3 separate regions of the Mus musculus genome follow, and all the other regions are linked to region 1. A link is a loop called in an ENCODE intact Hi-C map of the cell type or tissue named here. Cell type or tissue: heart. All regions are shown on one strand. Links, peaks and the distances in the headings refer to the core of each region. The heading gives the core; the rest is flanking DNA.

What was found. A loop is a pair of places that touch in the nucleus more often than their neighbours do. Peaks named below come from ENCODE experiments on the same cell type or tissue, not always from the same donor. Only the 100,000 strongest peaks of a DNase experiment are listed, where the experiment ranks them.
Region 2: a loop joins it to region 1, with 4 times the contacts of the local background. A loop is called at or near these places in 5 of 42 quality-filtered maps.
Region 3: a loop joins it to region 1, with 7 times the contacts of the local background. A loop is called at or near these places in 6 of 42 quality-filtered maps.

The regions. Positions count from the first base shown.
Region 1 is chr10:88,822,033-88,832,867 of GRCm38, reverse strand. It overlaps Utp20 (UTP20 small subunit processome component), which reads left to right and starts at 6,054. Exons shown (of 62, transcript NM_175158.3): 1 at 6,054-6,262; 2 at 7,370-7,450; 3 at 10,798-10,835. The coding sequence starts at 6,218. In heart, for the core only: no CTCF peak of the experiment used is centred there; a DNase peak (open chromatin) is centred at 6,037; H3K4me3 peaks cover 1,903 bases; H3K27ac peaks cover 1,440 bases.
Region 2 is chr10:88,977,747-88,988,581 of GRCm38, reverse strand. It overlaps Ano4 (anoctamin 4), which reads left to right. Exons shown (of 28, transcript NM_001277188.1): 18 at 4,791-4,827; 19 at 6,294-6,405; 20 at 7,366-7,423; 21 at 7,541-7,638; 22 at 9,764-9,906. Among named protein-coding and RNA genes, the nearest start is that of Slc5a8, 97 kb to the right of the region's middle. In heart, for the core only: a CTCF peak has its summit at 4,943; no DNase peak of the experiment used is centred there.
Region 3 is chr10:88,726,090-88,736,924 of GRCm38, reverse strand. Gm4925 (predicted gene 4925) reads left to right here and starts at 5,824. Exons shown (of 1, transcript NM_001037166.2): 1 at 5,824-7,384. The coding sequence starts at 6,209. The coding sequence ends at 6,607. Arl1 (ADP-ribosylation factor-like 1) reads right to left here and starts at 5,511. Exons shown (of 6, transcript NM_025859.3): 1 at 5,361-5,511; 2 at 3,245-3,382; 3 at 946-1,027. The coding sequence starts at 5,364. In heart, for the core only: CTCF peaks have their summits at 5,974 and 9,583; DNase peaks (open chromatin) are centred at 5,524 and 5,914; H3K4me3 peaks cover 2,434 bases; H3K27ac peaks cover 1,750 bases.

The DNA of each region.
Region 1 (10,835 bases), core at 1,124-9,123:
TTTAAAGAGAATCCATAAACACTGCAGGTGAGATTGCAAACCAGTCAGACCACTATGGAAATCACTGTGGTGGTTCCAGTAAGTTAAAGTAAATCTACCATGCTACCCAACTCCACCACTTCAGGATATCTAGCGAAAGAACTCCAAGTCAACATACCACAGAAGCACGTATGCATCAATGGTGAATGCAGCACAATTCACAACAGCTAAGTCACGGAATCAACTTAGGTGTCCAGCAACAGAGGAATGGATAAACTGGCAAGCCTGAGTGTGGTGGGACATACCTATAATACCATCACTCAGGAGGCAGATGCAGGAGATCTCAGTGAGTTCAAGGCCAATGTGGTCTACATAGGGAGTTCCAGACCAGCCAGGGATACATAGTGAGATCCTTTTCCAGAAAAAAAAGTGGTATTAATACACAATGCAATGTTTTTCATCAAATGAGAATGAGATGATGGTATGGGAAATATACTCAGTGTATAACATGTATGCAAAGTCTTATGTAACACAGAATCACACACACACACATACACACACACACACATATATATATTGAACATACATAAAGAAAACCTTAAGAAAATTTAAGAAAAGAAAAAACATAAAAAATGGTATTAATCTGAATTCTTGAGATGGAACACAAAAAAGACACCGAAAGTTGTCAGAATCAACATGGAGTCACTTTTGTCAACCCTAACCACAGACTAATCAATTAAGCCCTAAGCATGTAAAGGAGAGGATCTTGTGTGCACATGCCTGATAACATGAACCATTGCAACAGACCAGAAATACAGCCTGCACAAAGACCACTGCAACTTTATCTGCTGCCCGACACCACACTTCTTATTCATTCTGTAGCCAAGCATAATTGATTTAAAACAGTTTCTGTAAATCTCCCTCAATTAGCTCCTCAAAGTGTCTCCTGGCCTCAATCTCTTTGAACACACATGGCTTCATCTTTGAAAACATGTTAACTTCACTGCAGTGCTTCCCAATTATTCCCAAATAAGTTATAATTATTCCTCAGAAAGTTCTACTCTTTGTCTATCCCTTTCCCTCCCCTCCCCTCCCCTCTCCTGTTCTATAGGTTGACAAGATATCAATTCCCTAACACTTGCATGTTTGTTTGTGGAAAAGGCAAGACACATTTCTGTAGGTTTCCAAAGAATTGGCCTAAGAGCAACCTGAAGGTACATGAGCTACAGTGCAGCAGAGGTGAGGGACTACAGAGTCACTCCTCCTGCAGCTAGGGTCTGCAGCAGTGGCAGGAAACAGAAGGCAGAGGTGTTCCAACACAAGGCACCAGTGGTATGGCACCTTCAACCCTATACTGCTATTGCGTGCGAAGAGACCTTCCAGCACATGGAACAGAGTGGTACTCAAGCTGCTCTGCAGTTTATGGGGCTGCTCTGTCAAAATGTTCCATGAGAAGACATCTCAAGGCATCTTCTCTTCCTTCCTCCCTCCCCTTTCCATTCCCTATCTCCTTTCCTTCTTCCCCCTCCCCCACTTCTCTCTTTCCTCCACCAACTACCAATGCTAACCTACAGTGTGAGAGAGGGATGGGGAGTGCCCCAGTAGCTAGTGATTGAGGAAGCCACTGGAGCACAATCTCCAGCCTATTAAAGCACATACACATACATCTAAATGCATTCTTACCTGCAGACACATAAGCTCATCCATGAAAACTTGTACACACACAGATGCACACACCACACACAAAATCACATGCAAAAAAAAAAAAGAGCTTATTTACTTTCCCTATCTTTAGAAGAACTGGTAAAGTCTTTTAAGATTAATATGATGGTGTCTACGTGTAAGTGCAGTACAAAAGATGCTGAGGCAGGAGGATTGTAAGTCTGAGGCCATTCTGCACCACATACACAGACCCTGACTTACTTAGGGTTTTACTGCTGTGAACAGACACCATGACCAAGGTAAGTCTTATAAAAACAACATTTAATTGGGGCTGGCTTACAGGTTCAGAGGTTCAGTCCATTATCATCAAGGTGGGAGCATGGCAGTTTCCAGGCCGGCATGGCACAGGCAGAGCTGAGAGTTCTATGTCTTCATCCAAAGGTTGCCAGTGGAAGACACCCAGGCAACTAGGGTGAGGATCTTATACCCACACCCACATTGACACACCCATTCCAACAAGGCCACACCTTCAGATGGTGCCACTCCCTGGTCCAAGGATATACAAACCATCACAGACCCTGTCAGGAAAAGAAAAAGAAAAAGATGTACAAAGAAAAACAGTGGGTCATTTATAATCTGGCTTAAACAGTGAGAATAGTCGAGGGTCATATTGCTAGTACAGTGTTTTTTTTTTCTGAGTTACATGAAGCACTGTGATCTTTTTTGAAAGGATGCTGGCCATGTATACAGGTGGCCATGAGGGTGCAGGTTTAAGGTTTAAGGAAGTTGTTTAAATTCAAGTGCTCATAGAACCGATGGAAAGGCAAATTTCAGGCACTTTGACTAGCTTTCAGTTGCACTGCTTCAAAGCAGTGAGTCCTCCAGTTTTGGATCTTAGTTAATTCCAAATGTAGTCAGGAAGAATAGCAATCACAGTGTGCAAGCATGAAGACTGGAGTTCGGATTCCCCAGCATCCACATAGATGCCAGACAGACATAGCAGTCTGCCTGTAATTTAACACCCAGAAGGCAGAGATGGGGATTCCCCAGAGCAAGTTGACTACTACACTAGCTGAATCAGTGAGCTATAGTTTCACCTGAGAGACCCTGTCGCAAAGTGATCATAAACACACACTTCATCAACCTCTGGATTCCACACTCATGTATATACATGTCTACATGCACCACACACACACACACACACATGCTTATATACGCCCATATATAGACACACACATATACATACACACACACACACACACACACACACATATATATATATATATATATATATGCAAAAATGTAGCTGCCCATATAGCTGACATTCTTTCCCCCAAGAGGCTTGATCTATGCCCTTGAGTCTGTTGAGCTCTGACTGTCATGGAGTTGGAGGGGAGGGAATGAAGCAATGTACCATCTAGGGTCAGTTCATAAAAGGCCATGGAGCTTCTGCCTTCCTTGCTGAGAACATTAGTGTAGAAATGATGCCCATATTGATCAGAAAAAGGAAGTGATTGGAAAGAATTTGTCTAAGTTGTAAGTGATAGAAGCCCAGTTCAGACTTGTTTGAGCATATTGGCTTACAATACTAAAGAGTTCATGGACAGATGCAGAAAGAGCTAGGTGCTGAAAATCTGGAACTTGATCTGCTCCTCTTTGGGTACTGCACTCATCTGAAATCATCCACTCCTTCTCTTGCTGGTTGTCCCTGTATGGTATAAGATGGCTACCAGAAATCTCAATTTTATAACCAACTATATTTATTAGTCTCCAAGTAGAAACAGCCTTGTTTCCCAATAATTCAACTAGCAAGTTCTAGGATCTAGGAACAACTTTCACTGAACTAATTGAACACACACAGAGAGACACAAACACAAACAAGAAGACACACACACAAACATACACACATAGAAAGACACACACATAGTACATGTATAAATATATACACAGGCACACACACACACCAATACACATACAGGCGCGCGCGCGCACACACACACACACACACACACACACACACACGGATCTAAGCCATGTATGGAACCCTGGAGACAGGATAACCCTGTTGTCATTGTAACTTCATGAATTGAGAATAAACAAACAGGGGTGGGCATCCAAAAAGAAAACAGAAAATAGAGATTGTCTAACCCAATACAGGCAAACTAGGTGAAAACCACACAGGTGTATTGTATTATTCCATATTCTTAATGAACTCAAGCTAAACAGTAAAATGATGACTGCTCAGCCTTGTTTCTTCCACACAGATAAGTAGTTTAAGGACAAAGATTTAATTATATCTCCCAATCACATTAAGTGGATAATAAGACCAAGAGGCTATAGACATCACAGGAAGGGCTTGCAACAATCTAAGGAGTAAATGGATCTCTGGATTTGATCTCAAAGACTCTTGAGCTGTGCCCACAATGGCCTGAATCACAAAACTTTTTCCCAAATCCTCTGGTAGCATAGTGCATAGACTAAGAGTACAAATCCTGACATTGCCTGCAACTGTTGGGTACTCTGACTTCCTTATGGGGTTAGCTAGTCTCTGCCAAGTTACCCAGTCTGTCTCTTAGCTTCCTCATTGGTAAATGAAGATAATAGAACTACCTGGTAGGAAGAGTAAATGAGTCATCATATGGGAAACACTTGCAACAGTGCTTGGGGCAGCATGAGAGCTATACAGTGCCAACCATTTATCACTTGGGAAGATGAGTATTGTGCCAGGGCCTTTGAAGCCTGAGTAAGAAGCTCTGGCATTGGCAAGCAAAAGCACATGACCTTGGCAAAATTGCTTAATTTCTCTGGGACTATTTCATTTCTTTCTGTATGATAGGAAGGCAATTATATCTTTCTGCTTACCTCACAGGGCTGTCATAAACACCAGAGAGGTAATGGATGCGGGATTATTTCAGACATTCAAAGTCTATTATGAATAAGGAACCTTACTAGTGTTATTTCCGTTTGGATTGTTTGACTTGTATATAATTGGGGCAGTTTTACACCTTACTCTTTAACACAGAGAATCATGAGGAAGGGAGCTGGGTGGTGATTGGTGGTGCACACTTCTGATCCCAGCACTGAGTAGCAGAGACAGGGGGCTCTTTGAGTTTGAAACCCACTTGGGCTACAGTGAAAGGATGGCCAAGGCTATACAAAAAAACTTTGTCTCAAAACAAAACAAAACAAAACTCATGGGGACAGAAAATATAAAATGATGATGGATTGGCCAACCAAACCCAGTTCAAAAGTCATGGGAACTGTTTCATGATTTGAAGAAATACCCAGAACTCCCATGGATTAAAATGGATTACAATGGGAAAGGTAATAAATGGAGGCAAAGATATCTTGATTCACTGTATTCTACCCATGATGGGCTCTGACTACTCACAAGCCAGGCTAGGATGAAATCTTATCTCAAGGACTTTGCACTTGGACCTTCCTCCATCAATTTTTGTGCAAATAACTCCATGGCTCATCGACTGTACACACACACTCTCTCTATATATATGATTAAGAGCTGTAGGATCTAGCTTAGTGGTAGAGCTGCTTCCTGGCATTCGTGAAGAGCCAGATTTTATTTTCTAGTACTAAACTAAAACCTGGACCTCGGAGTCTGCGTGTGAATGAAGATCGTCACTTACAAGATGCCCAACTTTGGTTTCCTTGCATGCCAAGGGGGCTTAAAAAAAACAAACAAACATACACTTCACGTTTTGAGTTTATAACCAGCATTACTGTATTATGGGTGGAAACAGCTTTTGATGGTGCACGGTATGTATCGAGCAGCAGTTAATGCTAGGTTGTGACGGTTATGCTTTCTTTCTATAATAAAACCCTTTTATCCTTTTTATTAAAAATTTTCATACAATATATTTTGATCGTGTTTTTCCCTTTCCCAACTCCTCTCAGATTCTCCCAACCCATTCAACTGTACATTCTTCTCTCTTAAAAAAGAAAGAAAGAAAGAAAGAAAGAAAGAAAGAAAGAAAGAAAGAAAGGAAGGAAGGAAGGACGCTGGGCAGTGGTGGCATAAGCCTTTAATCCCAGCACTTGGGAGGTAGAGGTAGGCGGATTTCTGAGTTCGAGGCCGGCCTGGTCTACACAGTGAGTTCCAGGACAGCCAGGATTAGAGAAACCCTGTCTTGAAAAAACAAAACACCAAACCAAACCAAACCCCACCATCACCACCAATCTACAAAAACGAAAATCAAGACCAACAGGCAAATGACAAATATGACAAACAATGTCCAAAACAAAACAAAACGTCCACAAAAATACCACTGAGTTTGTTTTGTGTTGGCCAACTTCTCATGTAGCAAAAACTGTACATCCGCAAACTGCACGACTGACAATCAGGAAGAGCACGCATGCTCGGCCCGCCTCTTCCGCCCACATGACCCACACATCCTGGCTTTCCAACATGGCGGCGCCCAGCGGCACTAACTACACGTGAGGAAAAGCAGGCACCGGAGCATTGGAGAGTACCGCGTGGGAGTAACTTTCTCCTCCGCAGTGCCCGCGGATCCCTTCCTGTCGTCCTGAGACCCTCGCGGGCCGCTGTCCCGCCGCAGCCATGAAGCCAAAGCCACTTTCGCACAAGACCGAGAACACATACCGGGTGAGCGCGGGAGTTTGGGCCCGGAGCCGCGGTTCGCCCTGCCTCTGCCTGACCAGCTGATCGCCTTAACCCCAGGGCCTGCAAGTCCGGGCAGAGCCGGAATCGCTTGCCCGGGGCTCTGGCGAAAATGGGAGACTATGCCAGTATAAAAAAAAAAAAAAAACATTAGTTCGCAGGGGAGTGAGGAAACTTGAATTCCAGAGTCCGCCTTTTAGCGGTGAGATCTGGCCTGTCTGGGCAACTCCCTTCACTCCAGGCTCAAATTGATTGGCCCAGGGGATCGTCTGCAACCGAGTCCCCCTTCTAACTTTAAAGACTGAACAGAGGAGGGTAGAGCGAGCTGGCAAGTGGCGAATGACTTCTGCTGGCTACTGTTGTACTTTATAATGCCTTTCCAAGCCCTTTTGTAACTGAGTCTGTCTGTTTTTAAAAAATATACCTGTTCCCACAACTTAGCGAGATCCCTGTGCTTTCGGTGTGGTGTGAAAGCGTTCGTCCAGGTTCCAGTCTGTGTGGAAATTGTATTTGATAAAACATAATGTAGGAGGTAGATCGGTTGGTGGAGTGTTTGAATAACATTCAGGGAGCCCTAGGTTGGATCCCCATTAAAAACAACAACAGTTACAACAAAAACAGGTGTGATGGCTAAATGCCTGTTACCCCAGACCTGGGGATGTAGAAGCAAGAGGGTCTGAACTTAAATTTTAAGGTCATCGTTGGCTACATAGCCTGTTCCAAGGGTACTTAAGTTAAAAGAAAAAAGAAATACAGATGAAGTAAGTTATGCAAAAAGTACAAGTATTTATTATCTTCAAGTAGTAACTGCTTTTGTTTAGAGTTCTTACATTTACCTTTTGTGTTTCATAAGTAATAGCTGCTCTTATTTTAAAAAGTTACATATTTTATGACCAATAGAAACCACGGGTCTGAAATGATACGCTAAGGGTACTGTTGTTTGTGGTGATGGTCCAGAGGTTGCTCACTGAAGCTCTAAAACGTTCTGTGTTCAGAATTTGATGTGATTATGGTGTAGTTTTACTCCAGCAGATATCAAAACCTGATAAGCATTGAATGCTAATATGTCTTAAATATGCTTTTTCTCTGCAGTTTCTTACATTTGCAGAGAGACTGGGGAATGTGAACATTGATATTATTCACCGTATCGACAGAACTGCAAGCTATGACGAGGTAAGAGGGAGTTTTAAATTTCTCTCACCAATGTAAGTAAGCTGTTTTTCAAGCCATTTGTAATGTACATGCAGTGATTTAGACCTGTGTTGTCTAATTAAAAAACCACACACAGCAAATATGTTCATTCACTTTAAACCTAAATCCCTCAATAGCTATATGCAGCTAGCTGGAATCATTCGAGAGGAGTACCATACCAGATGGTGCATGTTCATCCTGGCCTTGTTCAGTCGGATGATGCCGTGTTGAACTTGACTTGGCTTGACTTGATTCTCAATTGGGTTTTGTTACTGGAAACTCTTCTTTTCTCATGTCCATTGCGAGTGGGTCTACAGACCTGTACTTTTTGGCAGCTCCGATTTTAAAGTGATTTTAGTGAAATCACTTTCCTGGTGTTTAGTTCCTTCCTCTCGAAGATACTAAACTGCACTTTTTTCTGGTTCTAACCACATACCTGCCATCTTCTGTGAAGAAGGGTTTTCCTTTTTGCTGCACCAAGCCCTTAGTGCTTCTGCTAGCCTTTCTTAAAAGCCTTAACCCTAACCTCAGTCTTGTTAGCGTTGACACCTTTAACTTGGGGTTTCAACCTCAGCTCTTCATCTGTTACTGAGCAGATTCTGTACCGAGTCTTTGCCAGCATTGTCTTCTACCACGTTAGCATGTTGAATGATAACATCTAGACCAGCATAAAAGGCTTTGAGAACTCAGTGAAAGGAGCCTTCTGAGAGTGTCAGAAAGGATGTCAGAAGATGATTTTTAAGATGGGACCTGAATTGAGTTTTGCTGTAGGTTTTAGCATGGCAAGAGGACAAGAGTGGCTTTTCCAGGCCAAGGGAAAAGTCTGCACAAAATAGCCGAAGCTCGGGAATGTGTGTCCCATTTAAAGCACTACAAAACTGTTCAGTCTTATAGATGTGTCTAGGGTGCACACGAGTGGGGTGCCTGGAACAGCAGAGGAGGGTAGCTGGAGACATAGGAAAGATCTTCAATAGTTTTATGTGCTGAGACATTTGGATTTTATCCTAAAGCCATAGGATTCTGTTCCTGAACTGTAAGCAGGGGAGTAAGTGACATGATCAAGCTTAAGATTTTTAGCCTGTCTGTCTTTAACGTGAAGGAAAGAGCAGGATGTAAACTAGCAGAGAAGATCTGATGTCTGTATGAGAAATGATTAGGATAGTGGTAACCAAATCAGAAGGGACGTTTCGGGGACATTACATTCAAGAGCGGGAACTGACCTACTGAATATGTGGAGAGGAACAGAAGGTAGGTTAAGGTTTTTGGTTACAATAGCCGGATGGTTGAAGAGACCACTCAACAATCTGGGAAGGGATTCCGGGTGAGGATGAAGAAGGAAGATTACAAATTCTGGGCCAGCCAGGACTACAGAGCAAGACTCTGCCATTCACGTGTGCATATACACTCTCTAGAGATAGGATAGGCACTGAGTGCTAATAAGAGAGAGCATGCAGCTCTTCCGAGGAAGATAATTGGTTGCACTTGGAACTTGCTCAGTGTGATGTGTAGTACCTGTGACCCATGCAAATTACAGTGTCCATGGGATATTTGAGAGAAAGGGACAGTTCCAGAAAGCACAGTTAATCTTAACTACTACTAGGCCACCAAGGGAAACACAGAAACACATTTGACTAGCAGAGTGTGGTGGTCACACATTTAATCCCATATTCAGCACCTAGAAAGCAGATCTCTGTGAGTAGGAGGCCAGCCATGCTACATGGTGAGACCCTGTCTCTAAACCTTAGTGAATCTAGAGCACAGGTGAATGCGGAGGCGCAGTTACAGACTTGAGTTCAGCAGGTGGTCTTAGCGTAAGCTACAGGACAGGTCAAAAGCACCAAGCAATAAAATGTTAAAGATGAGAGTGCACAATTTAAAAAAAAAAAAAAAACATACGGGAGTGGGTACTGGCATCTTTTCGTAAGAAATTTCCTTACATAAATTCTTAGGCTGAATCATCCAAAATGGCTTCAGTTACACATCTTACAGTGGGGGCTGTTGGTCTCCATTCTTGTTGTTTTAGTTAGAATTCTATTGCTATGATCAAGACTACAACTAAAAACAAGGGGAGGAACTCTCGGGGCAGGAACCTGGAGACTAGAACTGAAGCCGAGGCCATGGAGGAGTTCTGTGTACTGGCTTGCTCTCCACGGCTTGCTCTGTTTACTTTTGTATGCCACCTAGAACCTTCCAGGGGTGGCATGGTCCCCAGTGGACTGAGCCCTCTCACATGTACATATTTCATGTATGTGGATACACTGTCACTGTCTGCAAACACACCAAAAGGTGGCATCGGATGCCCATTACAAATGGTTCTGAGCCACCATGTGGTTGCTGGGAATTAAACTCAGGACCTCTGGAAGAGCAATCAGTGCTCTTAACTGCTGAGCCATCTCTCCAGCCCATGTTTTTGGCTTTTAATAAGAAAAATTAGATATAAATCAATATATGCATATATAAAGCACTTTTATCACACTGGGATGTGTCTTCAACATCCTTCTACTTAATGACAACAAGATGATTTTAATTTTTATTGCTTTGTTGCTGGGGATTGAACCCAGGGCCTCAAGGACACATGCTAGAGGTGCTGTCTACCACTAGCTATATCCTTAACCCTAATATAATTTGGGGGTAGGGAAGGTTGAGACAGGGTTTCTTTGTGTAGCCCTGGCTGTCCTGGAACTTGCTCTGCAGAACAGGCTGGCCTCAAACTCAGAGATCTGCCTGCCCTGCCTCCTGAGTGTGCTGGGATTAAAGGCGTGTGCCAATACCATCTGGCTCCTAGTCTATAGCCATGTAGTACACTTGCATTTGTATAGGACACAGAAGTAGTACAATTCTTGCCTTACTGTTGGATCTTAAGCTGTTTTGATTTCTTCTCAATGTAATAACCCTTTATGTGTATTAAGTTTTAAAGTAATAGCTAAAAAGTAAAATTGCTGGTGGAAGGACACGTTTACTTTTATGTCGAAAAGTACCAGATTTCCTCCCCGTAGGGTTGTAGTAGTCCACACATCTAAAAGCAGAATGCAGAACTGAAGAGTCCTACATTTTTTCTCTGCAGGCAGTTTTTCCTGTGACTATTACTTGGGCTTTAAACAGTTATTTGCTACAGCCAAAGCAGCAAGACTTGTTTTTGTAATTCACCTGCTGCTGGTAGACCTGCTGCTGGTAGACTGAGGAAGTTGGTTCTCCCCTCTTCTCAAAAACACAAAAAGGGGGTTTTTAACCCCTTATCCTTGTCCTAAGATGCTGGCTGTGGTCCGTGCTCTGCAGCTTGGTCAGTTGTCCTGGAGTTGCCTCACTAACAGCTGCCTTGCTCTTGGCAGGACGTCGAGACTTACTTCTTCGAGGCTCTGCTGAAGTG
Region 2 (10,835 bases), core at 1,515-9,514, 160 kb before region 1:
GAAAGAACAGAATACCCAAGATACAGTCTACAGAACTCAAAAAGGTCTAACCACAAGAGGAGAGAGAGGAAGGGACGGACCTGGGAGGAAAAGGAGACAGGGTCGGGGGAGAGGAGAACATGATCTGGTATTGGGTGAGGGAAAAGGACTGAAGCCCTAAGGGCCAGGAGAAAGAATGGAAACAGGCAACCTTGTGAGGTAGGAGGTTGGGGGGACCCTCCAGAATGTACCAGAGACCTGGGAGGTGAGAAACTCCCAGGATTCAAAGGGAGGGACCCTAGTTGAAATGCCCTACAGCAGATTCATAGTAACTTAACCAAACATCAGAGCTTTGAAAGTTTCTGAGTCTCTGTGGGATACAATGAATGCATGCTTACTGTATTCTTAACCAATGTCTTTTTCATTTCAATGTTTATAAAAAATATTTAATTTAGTGGGGGATACAGCTCAGTTGTCTGAGTGTTTGCCTAGCATGCACAAAGCCTTGGAACTGCACACATTGGATGCAGTGGCACCAAGCTGTAAGCCCAGCACTTGTAAGCCAGGGGCAGGATCAGGAGTTTAAGACTAAGCTCAACTACATAATGAGTTCAAAGTCAGTCTGGGCTACACAGTGTCCTATCTCAAATTATAATAATTATCATTGCTGCAGTCTAGAGATGTAGCACAGTAGTGCAGTGTATATTGGACCTGAACAGGTTCCTGAGGTCTATCCCCAACACTGTTGGTAGTAAATAGCAATCTTATTTATACTCGTCCTTAAGAAATAACAGACTGCACATTGGAGCTAGAAGGACATTGTGTTTGTCCCTGTGTATGGAGTAGGGGCAATTCATGCAGCTGACAAACAAGATCTACTTCAGAAGATAGCCAAGAAAAGATGAAGTAAACTAAAGTAAAAAAGAGGTTATATGGAGCGGGCAAAATATCTAGTTGCTGACATTACAAAACACCCACTGTGTCATGAAAGCTAAGCTATAAGCCTATTGATAATTGATACGTGTCCTAACAAAATTTCATCCTAACAGAAATGTCCACACACTTAAACTAAGGGGTGTTAGCCAGAGGAGTCCCTCTTAGGATATATTTTTTATTTTAGGTGCCATGTGAACATTTTTGCTGTTCTGATTTCCCAGTCACTTTCAAACTAAAATAGTATGAGGTTACTAAGTAAAAGACACTAGTGAGAAGAAGCAAGGACAAGCTATAGCAAGAGGAGAAAGAGAGAGAGAGAGAGAGAGAGAGAGAGAGAGAGAGAGAGAGAGAGAGAGAGGGAGAGGGAGAGGGAGAGGGAGAGGGAGAGGGAGAGGGAGAGGGAGAGGGAGAGGGAGAGGGAGAGGGAGAGGGAGAGGGAGAGAGAGAGAGAGAGAACGAGAGAGAACATAAGAACTCACTCACCCAGGACTCTTTTGCTCAGTGGCCAGCTGCCCGACCCTCCTCAGTCCTCTCTCCCTAGCACTGCATTTCCACTCCTGTCGTCTGCCCTGGAGCTTCGTGAGTTCCATTATGAGAGTAGCCAAGTGTGTAATGTAGTTTGGAACCGATTTCATCAGAATATAAAAACATAATAATTTAAATCCTTTGGAAGCAATCACAGCATGATGGATGGCCAGCTAATGGCTGGAACACTGCCTTGCACAGCCGAGAGCATTGCAAAACTAAATTCTATATCGACTTCTGAAAATACTCAATTTAAGATACTTTTTGTGACCCAGCAATACAGTTATTTTTTAACAGCTATCTAAATTGGTTTGGACTACTCAAATTTTTGGCCAATATGGGTTTTCAGAATAAAAAAAAAATCAACATTTGGATTTTAATTATTAACACTTTTTTATTCAATCTTAACTAAAGAAGCAAGTTTATATGTGGTGCTTATTTCCAAGATCTTGTGATGTGTGTTTACTTTTGTGTAGTATGTGATTAAAAATAGAATTCATACTGTCTTACTAAAGTCTCTGAACCTAACACTCTGATGCCTCTAGATGACTGACTAATTAACTATGTTTACTGGTTTGCATTTTATTCAATCTTGAAAAATAGTTTCACAAAAACCAAAACAGAACAAGACAAAAAAACAGAATGGTGGTAGCACACACCTTTAATCCCAGCACTCAGGAGGCTGGAGCTGGCAGATAACTGAGTTTGAGGCCAGCCTGGTCTACAGAGAGTTCCAGCGTAGCCAGGGCTACACAGAGTAACCCTGTATTGAAAATCCACATAGATAGATAGATAGATAGATAGATAGATAGATAGATAGATAGATAGACAGAAAAAGTAATAATAATTTCAAAGAAGAGTGAAGAGGACAGGCATTTTTCTCTCTATCACATTGTTTCAACTCTGTTCTACTTCTCTAGTGGCTAAATGGCATCTCAAAACCATGCTTGCACACAAGGTAGACCATCAAGATAGGACAGTAAAGGATAATCCTTTTCATTCATCCATATGTGAATCAGGTATTTCATCATGCTATGAAAAGCAGAAAAACAATGTTAATATAAAAATATAGTGAATCAGAAAATATTACTAAAATTATAACAAATTCACAAGCATTGATCAAACTGATATGTCCAATTAGAAGTATATATAGCTATCTTACTTTAGAAACAACCTTAAAATCTGAAAGGGTTGTATCGGTTAAAAATATTAACAAGCATAACTTATAGTATCTGCCTGGAAATTAAAAAATAAAGTTATAAAATGGATAAAGAAAAACAAAACCTATATATAATTACCTTATTGCAGTGGATTAAGATCTCCAATTAAAACACAGAAGCCAAATCAATAACATAATGACCCTTTCCTACAAGACATGGTATTAGATATTTCATCCAAAGGGGATCCAAAAAGAAGCAGAATTAGTCTTGCCCATATTAAATAAAGTAGATGTTAGACTACAAGTAATAAAAAGTTAAGGAATTCCATTACATAATGGTAAAGGATTGAATCAATCGGGAATTCATTTGTTTCAGTACGTTTGGAAACAAATATTTTCCTGCTGACCTTATCAGAATAAACCAGCTATGTTTTAATTATCCCAATGTCCCAATAAGAAATTAGCCACTTTGCATGAACCACTCACCGAAGGGTCCCTTACTTACCAATGAGCCCCTCTCTGGAGATGTGTCTTTTCCTGATTTATAACCACAGTCTCTTGCTTTTCTGCTCTCTTTCTCTCCTTTTATTTCCCCTTCCCTCTCTCCCTCCCTTCCTCCTTCCTCCTTTCTTCCTCGCCCTCCCACCCCCAGTGTGTTTGTGTGTGTGTGTGTGTGTGTGTGTGTGTGTGTGTGTGTGTATTCATTGATGCCACAGGCCCTTCTCTTGTCTCTTTGTACTTTAGTTTTTAAAAAGTTAATATGAATCATGTCTTCATGTCATGGTTATTTTTTAACTGCCAGTTTTTCCAGTGTTCATACCCAGGTGACCGGCATTATGACAAGCTCCAGAGATCTTTGCGTTAAGTGTGACAAACTTATCCATTTGAACAGGGGTGTGTTATGTGAAAGACATAAAGAATAAACTGAGAAACAAAATTATACTTTTCAGGAAGGTATTTTACCAAATTTACTAGTTATCAGCATTTTCATAATTAAGCCATTTTAGTGATAACATGCTTTGTAACCCTCAAATAAGTTCTACTAGGGCACCCATTCAAATTTCTTGTTTACAGGGATTTTGTTTTTATGGTCAAAAGAAGATGACTAAACTGTACCTCATGCATTCTTGCTGTAATTACACAAATCTCTTTTAACATTGGGCTCTGTTAGTCTGAAGTTTCTGTATGCAAATGTTAATCTTATGGCTTTAGTAATTATATCTTTGTATAGAAAAACTATTTGCCTTACCAGAGCAAGCAGCCATAGCTGAATGTTTGGAGTCATGCGATCTAAGTGTTTGGTTTGACTCTACGGTAAGCAAGGATCCTGGGCAAGACAATTCAGAAATTAGGAAAGGCCTGAATGTCTATAAGTCCAAGCCTATCCCACCTATAAGTAAGGGTGCAGTGGTCTGAAGGAGAGGTGAGACAACACGGTCAAGTCTGACAGCTTCCCAAAGAGAATGCTGGCATCCAGCCTAGGGAATTTTAAACAGTATGTTTTAAGTACACTGCATGATCTTAGTTTTCTTTTTTAGAGAAAGCAGGTTTTTATTCTCTCACTTTATATCCTCTCTGGAAAATCTCTGAGAGCTCTATTTTACTGAACTATCACACACACATACACACACACACACACACACACACACACACACACACACACACACGCCCTCCATTCTCTCTGAGAACCATCTGTCAATTAGATAGCTAGGTGAATCAAGAATGTATTCAGCCCAATAATGGAGAGATAGAACCACACGTTCTGGGAGTCTCCCACAATGCTTGCTCAACCCAGCATGTATGGTGCTGTAATGTAGAACTCATGGAATTTCACAACAACAAGAGGACAGAGGCTCACCTTAGAAACCAATGAGAGATTCTGACATTCAGTTGCCAGCTCTGGAATGTAATGAAGGATCAGCCTCACTCAGGAAACTGCTAATTAGCGGTATTGAGTCTCCTTGCCGCCACAGAATTATTAACCCCAAGAAGCCAGATTTTTTAAAACCATGAAGGAAGCCCTCGCACCATCCTAACTATTCCTGAAAGCGTCCTGTTGCTCAAAGTGTTTCCCATTGTTTGAAACATAAAGAAAAAGTTTCACTCCCAACTTGATTGCCTGTGTTCTTTATAATTATCGGCTTCAGAACGTCTAGAGTTCGTTTGTTAAACGTATGAATTTATTTTACAGCTCTATGAAAAAGTCGCACTCCTTCTAACAAATCTGGGTAAGTGAGGCTGCCTTCTGCAGTCCAGGGATCCAGAACGCTTTAGAACCTCCCTTCCAGAGTTGAGCTGGAGAAAGACCAGCCCCTGTGGCCCCTGCAGGCCTGCCACTCTCCGGTTGGTGGCGCCACACACATGAGTTTATGGGCAACACAAGTTAGACTCAGTGGGCTACTTTCAATAAAAGAGAACATAAAATTAGGACAGAGAGGATGGGTGGGTCTGGGAGGGCTTAGGGAAGAAATGACGATGGATATGATCAAACTATATTAAATGCATATGTTAAATTCTCAGTTAACAAAAACAATATCTCATTTTAAAATGAAAGAAATGCCTCTTTACTGAGAATTACACATGATTCTTTCTCTCCAGCAAGACAATTTAAATGCATCTAGTAAAAAGATCTTTTTCTATCTATACTTTTCAAGCTGTCATATTCCATAAGTGTCACAAGCCACTGAAATTTAAAGTAGATGTACACATGGAAAATAGCAACACAAAAGAGTACAGGTACAAAGTATCCAAGATCACTAGCGTCACAGACGGCTCTAACTCTATGTACAGCCTACTCTATTGGCAGAAACTTGGTCAAAACAGAGACTGCAGAGATGGCTGAAAAGGAGGCACTTTCAGCCTGACTGTCTCTGATCCAGCCTCTCCAGATACCCTGTAACCACAGAACAGGCTGGACACTCTCTTCAGAAGTATACCAGTAGTCACCTGAGACCACACTGCGGTTTAGACTGATCTTTATTTTTTTTTTCATTATTCCTTTTTTTTTAATTAGGTATTTTCCTCGTTTACATTTTCAATGCTATCCCAAAGGTCCCCCATACCCACCCACCCCAATCCCCTACCCCCCCCCCACTCCCCCTTTTTGGCCCTGGTGTTCCCCTGTACTGGGGCATATAAAGTTTGCAAGTCCAATGGGCCTCTCTTTGCAGTGATGGCTGACTAGGCCATCTTTTGATACATATGCAGCTAAAGACATGAGCTCCCGGGTACTGGTTAGTTCATATTGTTGTTCCACCTATAGGGTTGCAGTTCCCTTTAGCTCCTTGGGTAATTTCTCTAGCTCCTCCATTGGGGGCCGTGTGACCTATCCAATAGCTGACTGTGATCATCCACTTCTGTGTTTGCTAGGCCCCGGCATAGTCTCACAAGAGAGAGCTATATCTGGGTCCTTTCAGCAAAATCTTGCTAGTGTATGCAATGGTGTCAGCATTTGGAAGCTGATTAAGGGATGGATCCCTGCATATGGCAATCACTATGGTCCATCTTTAACCTAGAAGTCTACCTCCTGCACGCTCTGTCCAGTAACATGTCAACTGTCAGCAAGCCCCAGCCTCCAGTGCCTCCTGATGATCCTCTGAGTCCTTGGGGGCTGGGGGGGGCGGGCGGGGGGGGGGGCAGGAAGTGAGAAAGGATCGTGGCCAGCCTCTCAAACCCTACTCCCTTTTGCCCACAGAACAGCCTCGCACAGAATCCGAGTGGGAGAACAGCTTTACCTTGAAAATGTTTCTTTTTCAGTTTGTCAATCTGAACAGCTCCACTTTTTACATCGCATTCTTCCTCGGAAGGTAAGAAGCACATTTCTCCATGCCCCACCCCCTGCCCCAGCCCTACTGGGAATGGAACACTCAGAGCCCACTGGCCGGGGGCCCTCCCTGTTGGGTGATCAATGCAAAGTGTAGAAAGAGGTCAGGCATCTCCTTTCCCTTCCCAAACTGCAAAACCTCGAAAATAGTCTCTCCTCCAAAGCGCCCGTACCACTTCGATTGCACAGATAAATCGTGGAAAATAGTTGGTGTGGGCAAAGCAATGGGTGGAAAGCTTGGGACTTCCAGCTCACTTGAGTCAAGCCTGCGGATGCCACACCCGTGTTAGTAAGTGCCATAAAGAACTGAAAGCTGAAGTATGGCCAAGGTCCCTGACTTCACAGGAGGACATCCCAGCAGGGAAGAGGGTAAAAATGAGAAGCCAAGGCTTTCTGGATTTCTGAAGCCCAGCAGAGATCAAAATTTTGAAGGATTCCCTGTTTCATGGTAACGATGGTGATACCCACCCATCCTATCTGAGGACAAGGCCATGAGGCCAGTTTGGGTGAGCAGAAGCCGAGGTCTCTCTTTTTTTGTTTAGCTACTTCAGCAGCAAGAAACTGCTGTTATAAGTAATTACCATGATGCTAGCTAAACCAACACTGCTGGTGTTCAAAAAGATCAAATATGGGTGAACGCAGGAGCAGAACTGCTGCTCACACAGGCTGGGGCGCTCGATGTTCAGTAGAAACATTCGAAGACCCAGGAAACAGCAAGAATGGGCTCTTGCCCTCCTCAGCAGCTAAGCAGGATGGCCTAAAGAGAAATGTTCCTTGGAGAATTCCTGAAGCTCAAGTAATGACCATTCTAGAGGGTTTCCTCGTGCCTTCAGACATGACCTTTAATGGCTCCCATCATTTACTTTAGAGGCATGCTAAGATGAATGTAGTAGTCACTGAAAGCCTGGACTGCACAATGCTAATGCTTGCTTCTGTGTTGAAGATTTACAGGACACCCAGGTGCCTACTTGAGATTGATAAACAGGTGGAGGCTAGAAGAGGTTAGTGCTCTCCCCCTCATCCTCATTAAACAGCTTTAAGGCGACTTTGTGCAGAGTGGAAGCCAGCCACTCTTGTGTTCCTCGACTGATGGCTCTCTGTGCTTGTTTGCCTCACAGTGCCACCCTAGCGGATGCCTTATTGATCTCTGCATGCAAATGGGTATTATAATGGTGCTAAAGCAGACCTGGAATAATTTCATGGAACTTGGCTACCCGTGAGTACTGTAGCTTTCGGAGGGAGGGGCACTGTGTCCCGTGATGAACAATGCTGAGTGTAAGCATTATGGACTCCACAGTTAAACCAGTATGTCACATGCAGATTCAAGGGCAGTCATTAAAACAGTGAACGCTGGGGCCCAGTGAGATGGCTCAGCAGGGAAAGGCTTTTACCACCCGAACCGGGCAGCATGAATTGGATCCCCTGGGAACTCACTCAAAGATTTTCAAGGAACGATTGACTCAAAGTCGCCCTCTGAACTCTATATGTGTACCATGGTACAGTACACACAGCACACACACATAGACATGTAAGACAACAATAAAATTTTCATTAAAAATTATTAACATTGGCTCTTTTAGGATTAGCACAACCTATACAAATAAAAGTGACCAATCTTGCCGGGTGTGGTGGCGCACGCCTTTAATCCCAGCACTTGGGAGGCAGAGGCAGGCAGATTTTTGAGTTCGAGGCCAGCCTGGTCTACAGAGTGAGATCCAGGACAGCCAGAGCTACACAGAGAAACCCTGCCTCGGAAAAAAAAAAGTGACCAATCTTTTTATTTAATTTTATCAATTTTTCGAGAATGTCATACAATCACTTTTAATCATTTCTCCTTCTTTTCCCAACTCCTCCTAGACCCATACTGATATCCTTACCCATACAAACAAATTCATGTGTCCTCTTTTTATTTTATTTTAAGCCTATTATGCTGCCCAAATACTCTTGGGTGTGGAAGCATGGTTGGCCTACTAGTGGTCACCTTTAAAGAAAAGTGACTTAATATTCTTTATGAGTCCTCTATGCATGTGCAGACTCTGTGTGTGTGTGTGTGTGTGTGTGTGTGTGTGTGTCTGTGTGTCTGTGTCTGTGTGTCTGTGTGTCTATGTGTGTGTGTCTATGTGTGTGTCTGTGTCTTTGTGTGTGTGTGTGTCTGTGTGTGTGTAGCATGCTTTAATGATGTCTCTGACATTTGGGGTTCCAGTACTACAAGTCCTTGGCTACTTAATTATTCATAAGATCTTTATTCCCATTTCCATGAACAAAATCAGAATCTTAATTTAAAAAAAAAGAAAGTACAGCAAGTTCAGACTACAGAAAAAAGAAAGTTGGAAAAGTAGATAATGTGGGAGAGTTAAAAGAGCATATTATCACTCAATGCTAAGATTTTCCGGTTGATAACAATGGGCAGAATCTTCTTGTTATCTCTGTAAAATGGCTGTGAGCTTTGCTATGAGAGCTCAGCTAGGCTGTTAAGTACACATCGTGACCTTTCTGTGTCTGATGGGATTCCACTCCAGTTGGTTTCCAGGTCACCTCAGTGACTGGAGGAAAACAGCTCTCTGGGACTCAGGGACGACCACTGAGCTGGGACAGATGCCTGCGACTTGCTGAATGAGGAACCACTTTTCTTAGGGCCCTGTCAGAAGCAAGAGTAACAATTTTCTATTCTTAGATCCAAGTTTTTAAAATCTCCTACCAAGTGTCTAATGTTTTCTATAAGACTTTTAAAAAGTAAATATACAAATAGAAATATGGTGTCTTACGTTATGGAAGATTTGATTGAATCTAATCAAAATGTTAACCAATGAGTCAAGACACACAGCAGAATGGGGGGGGGGCGGGGAGGGTAAGCAGTGTCTGATAGCCGCCCCTCTTTTTTCCTCATTCCACATACTTTTGTTTGACTATTTCCATTCCTGGAAAGCTGATTGTTATCTTCGGATATGCTGGTCCCTGGCATCAGACTATACTGATCATGATCACCCATGTGATATGACTGCAAATGAGGACTATGTTAAGCCGTGTAAGCTAGACCTTCTAACCCTTGAATGTCCAAGGTGTTGCCATGGTACCAAGTCGACCCATGATGCTCTCAGGCGTCTAACCAACTGAACATGAGACAATATGGGAAATCAAATAAGTTCATCAGCCATTCTGTCTACTTGCTAACAGAAATACTTCAGAGATTCAGAATTCTCTCTAGTCCCAATCTTTCTGCCTGAGTGAAGCTGGTTTTTAACTGTGGTGCCAAATGCTTACTCTCCTCTTTCTCATTACTTTCTCATTGTTCTTAGGAACAATCATGCCTAATTTTCTAAGAAACTGATCTTGTCACCCAGGTTAATTCAAAATTGGTGGACTAGAAGAAAAGTCCGACAAGAACATGGGACTGAAAGGAAAATAAATTTCCCACAGTGGGAAAAGGACTACAATCTTCAGCCGATGAATGCCTATGGACTCTTCGATGAATACCTGGAAATGAGTATGGAAAGATATCTGCTTTGCATTTTAATTATATATGCAAGCCTTTGATCCTACACTCAATTAAATGTACATCCGTTATCATCTGGCCATTCATGTAAGAGGATTCTGGTGAGGGCTTTCCAACGCAACAAGTATAAAGGAAAGTGAAATTTTAAGACATTCAGAGCCAGGACTGGGGTTCTAGCTCAGCGGTACAGTGCTTATCTAGTATGTACAAGCACATGAGTAAGATTCACTAGCATCTCAAATGAACAAAGTTCAGGGGATAGTCATTTCAAATCTTTCAGGATACTCTATCTTGCTTCCTGAATCACCAGAGGAGCTGAACTCATAGTCTACAGTAGAGGTATTTCTTAGCATATTCTAGCTTGCTCTCTCTGTCTCTGTCTCTGTTTGTCTCTCTTTCTGCCTCTCTGCCTGTCTCTGTCTGTCTGTCTGTCTGTCTGTCTGTCTGTCTCTCTGTCTCTGTCTCTGTCTCTCTCTCTCTCTCTCTCTCTCTCTCTCTCTCACACACACACACACACACACACACACACACACACACACACAAAATTAACCCTATTCATGAAGTCTCTACCCTGTAGCCCAAAGACCTCCTCCTATGCCCCATATCCGTACTCTGTCTCATTAAGGAACTGAATCCACTGGGGGAAAAATGCTGGAAAATAACATGCATCAAAAAAGAGATAGAAAAATCATCACTCAGAGTGATTGACTCCCACATCCAGCAGACATTTGTTAAGCTTTACACTTGGCACCAGACACACAAAGGGAATATGACACAGTGCTCAGTTCTGAAGGGTACATAGACTAATGGGGAAGAGACAGAGACAGGAAGTGTAGCACAGGAAGTATCACAGTTGCCATGACATGAATCATGGGAAGTACATCAGGGCAGCCATTTTTGTTATGGGAGGGAAGTGACAG
Region 3 (10,835 bases), core at 1,799-9,798, 97 kb after region 1:
AATTACAGACATAAATCTACAGTTTCAAGCTTTGAACTTCAAGATAAGAAGATACAAATTTTAATGTGACTTTTTATGTCCTTAATCACTAATAACAACCAGGAGTAGAATTGTATACAATTAGAAAAAATCTCAAATCAGGTGGTGGAACACCCATAACTCCAGCACTTGGAGGCAGAGGCAAGCTGATCTCTGTAAACTTCAAGGCCAGGCTGATCTACAGAGCAAATTTCAGGATAACAGAGAGACCCTGTCTCAAAATAACAAAAACAAAACCATAATAATAATCATCTCAAAGGTAACTTACCAAATAAAATGAGTCACTGAACAACAGAATATTCAGTTGACTGTATTACTAATCAATCTCCTCTCTCTCTTTCCCTCCCTCCCCCCCCCTCTCTCTCTTTTATTTTGTTTTCTATGAAAGTCTCACCCTGGCTGACCTGGAACTAGATATGTAGACCAGACAGGCCTCTAACTCAGAGCTCCTCCTGCCTCTGCCTCCCAGTGCTGGGATTAAAGATGTGCACCAGTATTTTTAGTATTTTTAACAGCAACTTTATTAATACTCTAAGCTGGTCCTCCAGTCACTGACATTTGCCAAGTACTAGATTTCAGGAGGTTCCTGCATTTCTATCAGCCTGCATGGACTTACATGATGCCAAACAGTCTCTCAGAGGGGACAAGGATAAAACCCAAACAAGGGGCCAGTTTTTCAAACTTCCGGGTTCTCGTGAGAGAATTTTCATTTAAGTGCTTTTCTGAAAAATTGAGTTCCTTAGATTTTAATCACTGGATGCTCTAAGGAAGATATGCAGTTTCAAATTCTACCATATTTTAGACAATATCTAATTTCCAACAGGAGATATATTTTGGTTTAGTGTTGTCAGCACTAAGAGCCATTAATGTTAAATACCACCAAATGATCTGGTGTTTACACCATACCTGATACTTGTCTGTCCTCCTAAGTCCCAAACTTGGAATTTGAGATTTTTGTATGTCACCGTCTCCACATTAAATCCAATAGCTGAAAGAGAAATCAAATCAACATATATGTAAACTAATATACTCTACCTTTACAAAGTGTCCAACTTCACTGAGTTTTAGCAACTGCTTGTAATTTCTCGTCACATTATGGGCTGGATTAATATAACACTTAAGACAATATCCTCTCATATTCATTCATTCATTCATATTCATATTCATTCTCTCTCTCTCTTGGCTATCGAGCCCCAGACATCTGCTCTGCCAGTCTGCCTCCTCCCTGCTGGAATCATAATTGTGCACTCACAATTATGGTCCCACATCCATGCAGTAGGTAGATTTCCCCAGCCCCAGAAGTCTATTAAACCACCCTGAGCACTGGTATCTAAGTGTTCAGAAAGTCTTGTACAGTTATAGATTCAAAAGCTGAAGTTCAAGCTTGGCGTGGTGGCGTACGCCTTTAATCCCAGCACTCGGGAGGCAGAGGAAGGCGGATTTCTGAGTTCGAGGCCAGCCTGGTCTACAAAGTGAGTTCCAGGACAGTCAGGGCTACACAAAGAAACCCTGTCTCAAAAAACCAAAAAAAAAAAAAAAAAGAAAGAAAGAAAGAAAAAGCTGAAGCTCTGGCAGACAGTGAATAATGAAAATCAATATAGAAAACTAGGCTCTAGATTCAAAAAAGCCATGCTCTCTACAGGCTGCAGCCGTACAGACCCTCTATGGGCATCTCAAGAGCTCACTCGTAACAAGGTCATAGCTCAACAGTCAATATCTCATCCCATTTGTCTGCCATCCTTCTTAGGTGTGCCTCTCTTAGGTGTGCCTCGACACCACACAGCTGAAACCAGAAACTATTTTCAAAGAAAATCTAAGTGAGGGAGAAAGTAATTTTGAAAACACTTAGGGTGGACATGTACAAAGTTTGCTCTCATTTCCTAAACTTAGAAAAAAAAGAAAAGAAAAAGTCAGGCCAGGCCTTTAATCCCAGGACTTAGGAGGCAGAGGCCGGCCAGTCTGGTCTACAAAGTGAGTTCCAGGGCTTCCAGGGCTATAAAAAGAAATCCTGTCTCAGAAAAGAGACAAACAAAGTCAGAGTGAAACTGACTTACGACCACCACTGATTTTTGTTTCCTATCTTTAATGATGTGTTGGTAAATGATGTATTTGGCAGGTAAGCATGCACATTACATCTGAAAAATAAAACCATGGCAAAAGTAGCAAACTAAAAAGCAAGTTCCTGTCTTCCTCAGAACTAGGCATATGCAGGTCTATGTCTACCACCGTCAAGAACTGTTCACGTGCAAACAGCCCACACTGCAGTCCACAGGCCCTGTAGCACTGAGCACTGCAGAGGCCACCAAAACCTGCCCATGTGGAGAGGAGAGAATCTCGGAAGTAAGAATCAAAGGAAAGGAAATGGGCAAAAGGCTGCAGAAGGAGATAACAGATGCTACAAAGTCCAAACACTCCTTGTTAAAAGCAAAAGAGAAAAACCCCCAGAAGGTTTAATAGTGACGTAATGGGAATGTCTAACAGAATCATTCAAAGCACACAATTTAAAATCCTGAGCAAGTTCTACAGATTCAACTTAATTAAAATATATTAATCTTATCTCTCTAAATTTAGCTCAACAAATGAAAAGGTGTAAACACCAAGAGTATCCACCCCCAAGTAGTAAAATAGGAAGGACTTTCTACAAATAACTTTCTAAGACAGCAGGAATAACGAGGCCACAAGCGGGAGGTAAACTACAGTGCCGGTGTTTCTTCTCCTTGGTTTCAGGGGCCAGGTCATTTCAAATGCTCTGCTTCTACAATTCCCAGTTTTAAAAGTGATCTACAGAATTACTTAGAAGAAACTACACTGTGATTTAGGCAATAAATATGCAGGAAAAAAAGGTGCTTTGTGTACAATAATACCGATTTAACATCTACATCCATCAACATACAAGTTAGCAAAGTACTTTATACGCCTCATTGACTCCTCAAATCCAGTAGACAGACAGTATCTTCATTAAGCAGTAACGATTTAGAGACTTAAACCAACTATAGCTCTAAACAGAGAAGCCTGTTTGTATACCTAGGCAGGGAACCTTAAATTGCACCAAAATGCTTCTTAGCTGTTTTGTTTTGGTTTTTTTTTTAAGCATTGTCAGTATCATTTCCATAGTAGAAGTTTACAAACCCCCATCATATGACTCGTTTATTCAGAAAGCTGTATTAGATAGAAACATGAAAAGTGTTATTAAACCAATACTTACTGGGAATAGTAGTAACAACTTCTCCAACCTGTAACCTGTACAAAATTGTTGTTTTTCCAGCACCATCTAATCCCAAAATTAAAATCCTCATTTCTCTGGTTCCAAAGAGACTGGAAAAAATACTTGAGAAAAAGCCACCTACAAGATAATAAAAGCAAAAATGTATTTGATGTCATCTTGTAAATTAGGTCCGCAAAACATTTAGCCTTTTGAAAGCTATATGCCCAATTAAATATCAAAACATTGTCCTGAAGGCACAGGTAGATACTCTTGCTTCCAATGAAAGATGTTATTCAACAGCAAACAGTAACACGTGAAGTTCCCAGGTCCTGAGAAATGTCAGGCAGTCAGATCACATCATCAGACATTTAGACACTGCCCCTCAGGAGTCCAGTTCATTTTCTCATCAATAGAATAAGGACACGGTAACTTAGTGCAGTCTCCTTCTTACCCGTAGATACCACAGCGCCAGGCAGGGGAAAAGCGGCACAATGGGGTGCTCTGAGTGACAGAGCACTCACTGTACAGTGGCAGTACCAATATAAACTTTTAGGGCACTCTCCACTAACCCACAGAACTGCCTCAACAAACCACTTTTGTTGTTGCTTGCTTATTATTATTTGGGGGCAGTATTTGTTGAGATAGGATCTTTTACTTTGCAGCCCTCGATGCCCTGGAAATCAGCATGTAGACCAGGCTGGCCTCAAACTCACATAGAGATCCGCCTGCCTCTGTTTCCTGAGTGCATTAGAAACTCATATTTTAGACAAAAAAAAAAAAAAAAAAAAAAAAAAAAAAAAACAAAAAAAAAAACCCCGACATTCACTACTTTATAAAATATTCCCAGGAACCTTTATGTACCCAAGGCACCCTGAGATGTAAAAGCATTTGTGGCACAAATACTTTGCCTTCAAAAGTCACTAAAGGGAGGAAAAAAAAAAAAAGATTCACAATAGAAAGTGAGAAAACGGAAACGTGGGGGATATGAAGAATATGCTCAACATATAATATACACGGATACACACACAATTTTAAAAATAAAAGGCAAGGCCTTTTGGCTAGTGGTCCAATAGGAGGCTAAACCAATAGCAGTGAGTCTGAGGCCACCTTTGGCTGCAGAGTGAGTTGCGTTCAAGACTTGACAACTTAGTGAGATCCTATCTCAAAGTTTTAAAAGGGCTGGGGCTATACAGCTCAGCAGAAGGGCGTTGCCTAGCATACTAAGGGTTGACTTCCAACAGCGCTCCCTTGTAGGCATACAAACGCACACGCACACGGAAAGGAGAGGAGAGGAGAGGAGAGGAGGAAGAAAGGAAGAGATATTACACTTTGCTATTTGAGGGGAATGGCAGAATTAAAGCTGCCCACTCTAGAAAAGCGAACACGGAGCAAGCTGTATACAGAAAGAATGGGTGTGACCTGACAAAGTCCTTTTGCCCGTTTAGACGTCTAGATTTGGAAAAACAACGCCGAAAGGTTACAGAGAACCGAACGGAACTATAATGCACCGGATCCACACACTTCTGAGAAAACTGAGTAAATACTGACAGAAACCGAAGATTTTGCAACTCCTAGAAGCTCCACCTGTACCGGAGCATCACCACCGTCGGGTGCGCTCGGACGTCTACCGTAGTTCCCTCACCTGGAGAAGTGCGAATCAGCGAAGCGACATGAACATCTCACTCCCTGTCCCACCGGACTTCACAATCCACCTAACTCCATCCACCATATCTACGGACAGCTAACTACAGCGGGCGAGCAGACAGGAGCAGCGCAAGGATCAACAAACAACACCGGTCCTCGGGTTTCTCAGAAGTGACGCAGTCCCAACACCCACCCCGATGCCACCAAGCTTCCACGAAGGATCAGACACCTCGGTGAACCTTCAGCTGCCTGGCTGCCAGGCACCCGACGCCCCGTTCCGCCTACCCAACCGAGATGGGGGATGCAGGATGAGGGGAAAAGGCCGGGCTGGGATCAGTCCGGACCCCGCGGGTGCAAAGGACCGAGCCGGGAGGCGGAATCTCCCTGCAGGTGAAGAGCCAAGGTAGCGAAGAGCTGCCCCGCGGCCCGGCCGGTCCCCTCGGTCGCCTGACGCCCTTCCCACGCTCCTCACCCATGATGAACCGCCGCCGCGCCCTCGCCGATCCTCAGAGACAGGCCGGGACTCGGCAGCGACTCCTAGTTGAGCCTGGGCGCCGCCACCTCCGCTACTCCCGGACTCCGGTTCCGAAGCGGACTCCTCCAAGCCTGGTCGGCCAGCAACTTCCACGTCGTCCACCCAGCGGGGGCGGGAGCCGGGGCGAAAGGCCACTGCGACTGCGCGCTGGACACGGAGGTCTGGGCGTCCGCGTCGGCGCTTTCGATGCAACTCCCAGGCGCTCTGAGCGTAGCAGAAATGAACGCCACAACTATAACAAAAAAAAATTTAAGACAAAAGTGTTTCCTGATTCCACTTTTCTGGACAATAAGGCCTTCTCAAATATTAAAATGAGACTTTTTCGTGTTAAATTCTGATATCATAAAGTGGCGAATCGGCCAACGGAAAATAAAAGCTCGATAAAGCGAAGGCACAGAATGCTGGCGCTGGTTGCAGCGTCCCGGTGGTTGCACATCTGCGGAGGCGGTCCACTTTCCTCTAAATGCATTCCCGCAGGAGGAGCCAGGGTTACGTAATAATAACGAGAAAGCTCACCCGCAGTCACTGCATACCACCAACACGGGGCACCCTCGTACCCGAGGTGTCTAATTTTTGATCTCTGGGTGGCCACCTGACCGACCACCCTTCCGCCTCCGCAGAACTGGGAACTTCTTGCCTCCTGCAACTTGAGTTGGAAGTTAGGTAGTTTTCGATAGTGAAAGGGTTTGGTGTTTCTTAAAATTCTTAGAAACGCGTCTTGCTTCTGCGCAGCCTCTCAGAGGCTCGAGGCGCGCTCCAGGTCGGATCCACCTGTAACCCACGCCATGGCTAAGGAAGGCACTGCTGCTGGAGTTGTCATGGACGTCAATACGGCTTTGCAAGAGGTGCTGAAGACCGCCCTGGTCCACGATGGCCTAGCGCGAGGAATTCACGAAGCTGCCAAAGCCTTAGGCAAGCGCCAAGCCCATCTCTGTGTGCTTGCATCCAATTGTGATAAACCTATGTACATCAAGTTGGTGGAAACCCTCTGTGCTGAGCACCAGATCAACCTAATTAAGGTTGATGACAACAAGAAGCTGGGGGAATGGGTAGGCCTCTGCAAAATTGATCGAAAGGGGAAACCTCGGAAAGTGATAGGTTGCAGCTGTGTGGTGGTTAAGGACTTTGGCCAAGAATCTCAGGCGAAAGATGTCATTGAAGAGTACTTCAAATGCAGAAAATGAACAAAAAAATTGGCTTATTTTCTGTTAAGTTTCTCAAAACAGAAAAGTACAATTATCTCAAGCTCTTGAGTTTTCGCCGGAAATAATAATAGCCCTTTTTTAGGAAGTTTTCTTCCACATGGAAACATTGCATTATTATGTTCTGGTTTATAATGAAAATGGTCATCTTTTTGGAAATTTACAAACTGCCTAAGATTTAGTCTAGCATTATTGGGGCTTTTTTTTTTTTTTTTCTCGAGACAGGGTTTCTCTGTGTAGCCCTGGCTGCCCTACAACTCACTTTGTAGACCAGGCTGGCCTCGAACTCAGAAATCCACCTGCCTCTGCCTCCCGAGTGCTGGGATTGAAGGCGTGCAACACCACCTCCCGGCCTGCATTACTAGGGTTTAATTGACAAAATATTATATGTATGTTGCACAGTGTGAGATAGATATATAGGTATATATAGATATATATACACACACACATACATACATATGCATGAGAGAGAAATGATTACCGTGAAAATAGGCAAACCCTCATATTCCCTTTTCCTGTAGGTTGAGTACACTGAAGATCTATTTGGCAATTATCAAATAGGCAGTGTATTGTTATTAAATATGGTCATCATGCTGTGACTATACATCTAAGGGACTTGTTCATCCTGTTGGAAAAGAATCTGTACCATCTTACTGATGTATCTGCATCCCTGCTCCATCCCCTGACAGTCACCATTGCGCTCTCGGCTTCGGAGTTGTCTCCATAGACTCTACTTATGAATTAAACCTTCCAACGCCCTCGTAGGTGGAAATGTGTGATTTTTGTACTAAGCTTATTTCATTTAGCAGGATGACTTCTACATTCATTTTATACGTGAGATTATTTCCTTTTTAAGGCTGGCTAGTTATTGTTAAGCATGTGCATTTGTACATTCGCATCATATTTTCCACATTAATAAGCTTATTCAGGTTGATTTTATACCTTCTTATGTAGATTTATTTTTTATAGTTCTTGAGTGTCTGTGTGCCCATGGCATGCATGTAAGTATGTACACATGAGGACCGATGCTCTCAGAAGCCAGCAACATCTGGAGCTGTCCAGAGCTGGAGTTATAGACAATTGTGAACCCCGTGTTTGTGGGTGCTGCAATCTAAGTCAGGGTCTTCTGCAAGAATAGTCATTATTAGCTGATGGGCCACCTCTTTAGCCCCCACTGATGCTTTGTATCGACAGTCATGATTCATACTGCGTTAAACATAGGTGCACATTGCATTCTGACATGCTGATTTCATTATCTTAAGATGAATACCACAAAGTAGATGCTACAGTGTTTATTTTGCTTTTTAAGGAACCTCCATTTGGTTTTCCATAATGGCTATAATAGCTTACATTCATACCAAGAGTCTCTGTTTTGTTTTTTACTTAAATTTACTACACAGATGTTGAATTATTTCAGCACTTTCATCTTCACCCAAAGCCCTGAATTCACGGAAACATTCCTTGCAAGGAAAAGTCATTTGAGAAAGTGAATTTCTACCTAAACACCTGTAAGGTCTGGAGAATGATCTCTCTCTAGACTGAGCCAATATTGAGTTTATTAAGTATGCAATAAGCAAAAGTAAGACATTAAATAGCCGATAGGAGACAGAAGCAACAAATAATAAAAACAACATCAATTAGGGTGTTCATAACATCCGGCAGACAACTGGGGTAGCCCAACTGACAGAGCAGACAGAAGGTAGTATCAAATCCAGAACCTTTAAATACCCAGCAGATGTCATCAAGAATCCTCACCGAGGAAACAAACTAGAGTTCCTGATCAGTGTATCCTGAGGTTGAGGCTTCAGTGTAAAAGAAATAACAGCAGACAGAATCGTTGAGTCAGACTTAGTCATCCGGCAGAAACCAACTGGGGAAAGAACCCAGAAAGCAATGCAAGATTGAAGAATCCAGGAGCGCAGCATTTGTTCACTGATGAGCCTCCCGCGGCTAAATTCTGGCTGTCTCCACTCTGGGCATTTTTCTGTCGTGGGGCAAATACCAGAAATGCCTGTGGGGGTGCTTCACCTTCCAGCTGTTCTCGAGGGCACAAGGATGATTTTCCTCTGTGTTCCTTTCTGCTTTTCTCTCCAGGTCACAGAGCCAGGGACCAACCTGACTCAGCACAGGGGAGTTGTAGGACACTTGAGCCTGAAATAGGGCAGCCAGCCCTGTCTTCAGCTTCTCAGTTTAAGGAGCACATGATGAGATACCAGTTAATGACAACGCCTGAGCCTTTTTAAGGTTCGTTGTAAAGACTGCCTTGTCTTTGTATGCTTTACACATAAAGCATGCTTACAACTTCGCTGACCGTCTCATTCCCTCTCCCAGCTCTCTAACACAAGTTGCTACATTGATAGGTCTTTGGTACTTAAAACTTAGGCTCTTAGAGATTTACCTTGGAGTACAACTGCATAAAATACCTGAGAAAAATGGATTATCTTTAAAAGAGGACCAAAAGGAAAAATATGCCACATTTGTAAAGGCCAGGCAGCAAACATCTTTTTTTTTTTTAAGATTTATTATATACACAGTGTTCTGCATATATAGCTGTAGGTCAGAAGAGGGCTCTAGATCTCATTATAAATCTTTGAGAGACACCGTGTGTTTGCTGGGAATTGAACTCAGGACCTCGGGAAAAGCAGTCGGTGCTCTCAACCTCTGAGCCATCTCTTCCAGCCCCAGCACACACCTTTAATCCCAGCATTTGAGAGGCAAAAGCAGATGGATCTCTGACTTCGAGGCCAGCCAGGTCTACCTGGTGAGTTCCATGATAAGCCAGGGCTACATAGAGAGACACTGTCTCAGAAAGAGAGTGGGTGTGGAGTGGGGAACGGAAAAGAAAGAGAAAAATACACCACTATAAGACTCCTGTGAAAATAAGTCCCTGTAGGCAGATTTTGAAACTCTTATTTCTCAAAGCTTCCACAATAAGGAGTAATCTCTGCAGTTCCTCCCAGCACCAGCAGGTGACTGCCAAGTGTAACTCCAGTTCCAGGTTATATTAGGGTTTTCTAGAGACTCAGTCCACAGGCTGGATATCTCAGCTGATATTCAGGAGATGCTGGAATCCCAAAGAAGCAGGCTCCAAGTCAGTGAAAGAATGGATATGCTGGCAAGGTGAAGGTAAGCAGGCAAAGGGCAAAACCTCCCTTCTTCCATGCCCTTTTGTAGGCTTTCAGCAGAAGGTGTGGCCCAGACTATATTAGATTTAAGGTGATTAGATTAGATTAGATTAGATTAGATTAATTAGATTAAAGGTGTGTCTTCCCGCCTCAACATCCAAATAAAAACAAAACAAAAACAAAAACAGCCGGTCGTTGTGGCACATGCCTTTAATCCCAGCACTTGGGAGGCAGAGGCAGGTGGATTTCTGAGTTCGAGGCCAGCCTGGTCTACAAAGTGAGTTCCAGGACAGCCAGGGCTACACAGAGAAACCCTGTCTCGAAAAACCAAACCAAACAAACAAACAAAACTCTGTCTTCCTATCTCAAAGATCCAGACTAGAAGTGAATTTACCCAAGCACAAATAATCTCAAGTCTGCCCTCCATTTCTGGATTATAGTTATTTCCAGATTCAGTCAAGGTGACAATCAAGAATAGCCATCACAGCCAGCCAGTGGTGGTGTACACCTTTAATCTCAGTATTTGGGAGGCAGAGGCAGGTGGATTTCTTAGTTCAAGGCCAGCCTAGTCTACAGAGTGAGTTCCAGGACAGCCAGGGCTATACAAGAAACCCTGTCTCAAAAACAAAAGCAACAACAACAACAACAACAAATAGCCATCACGCTGCGGATTCCATTGTTCTGATCTCCATGGGCTCCTATGTGTATCAAGCATACACACATACAGTCAGGCAAACACCTATGCATAAAATTAAATATATTTTAAAGTGTAATCGTTGAGGAAATAGAACTATAAAGTCATGCTAACGATGCTTGTATTGGGAGCTTTGCATTCTAATTCTTGAGACAACCACATTTATTGACTTGTTTGATGTGTTCACTCAAATGTCATCCTTAAAGTTGCAACATACCCCACTTCCCATTGCTCTAACTTTTAGGACAAATTCTTAACAAAAACAAAATAAATCTCATTCACTATGTGCTTGTCTTATGCTTATTTTCTTACATTCACTAAAATGTAAGATACATGAATTTTTATTACAGAAGAGCAGTAAGACATTTGTTTTTGTTGTTATTGTCTGTTT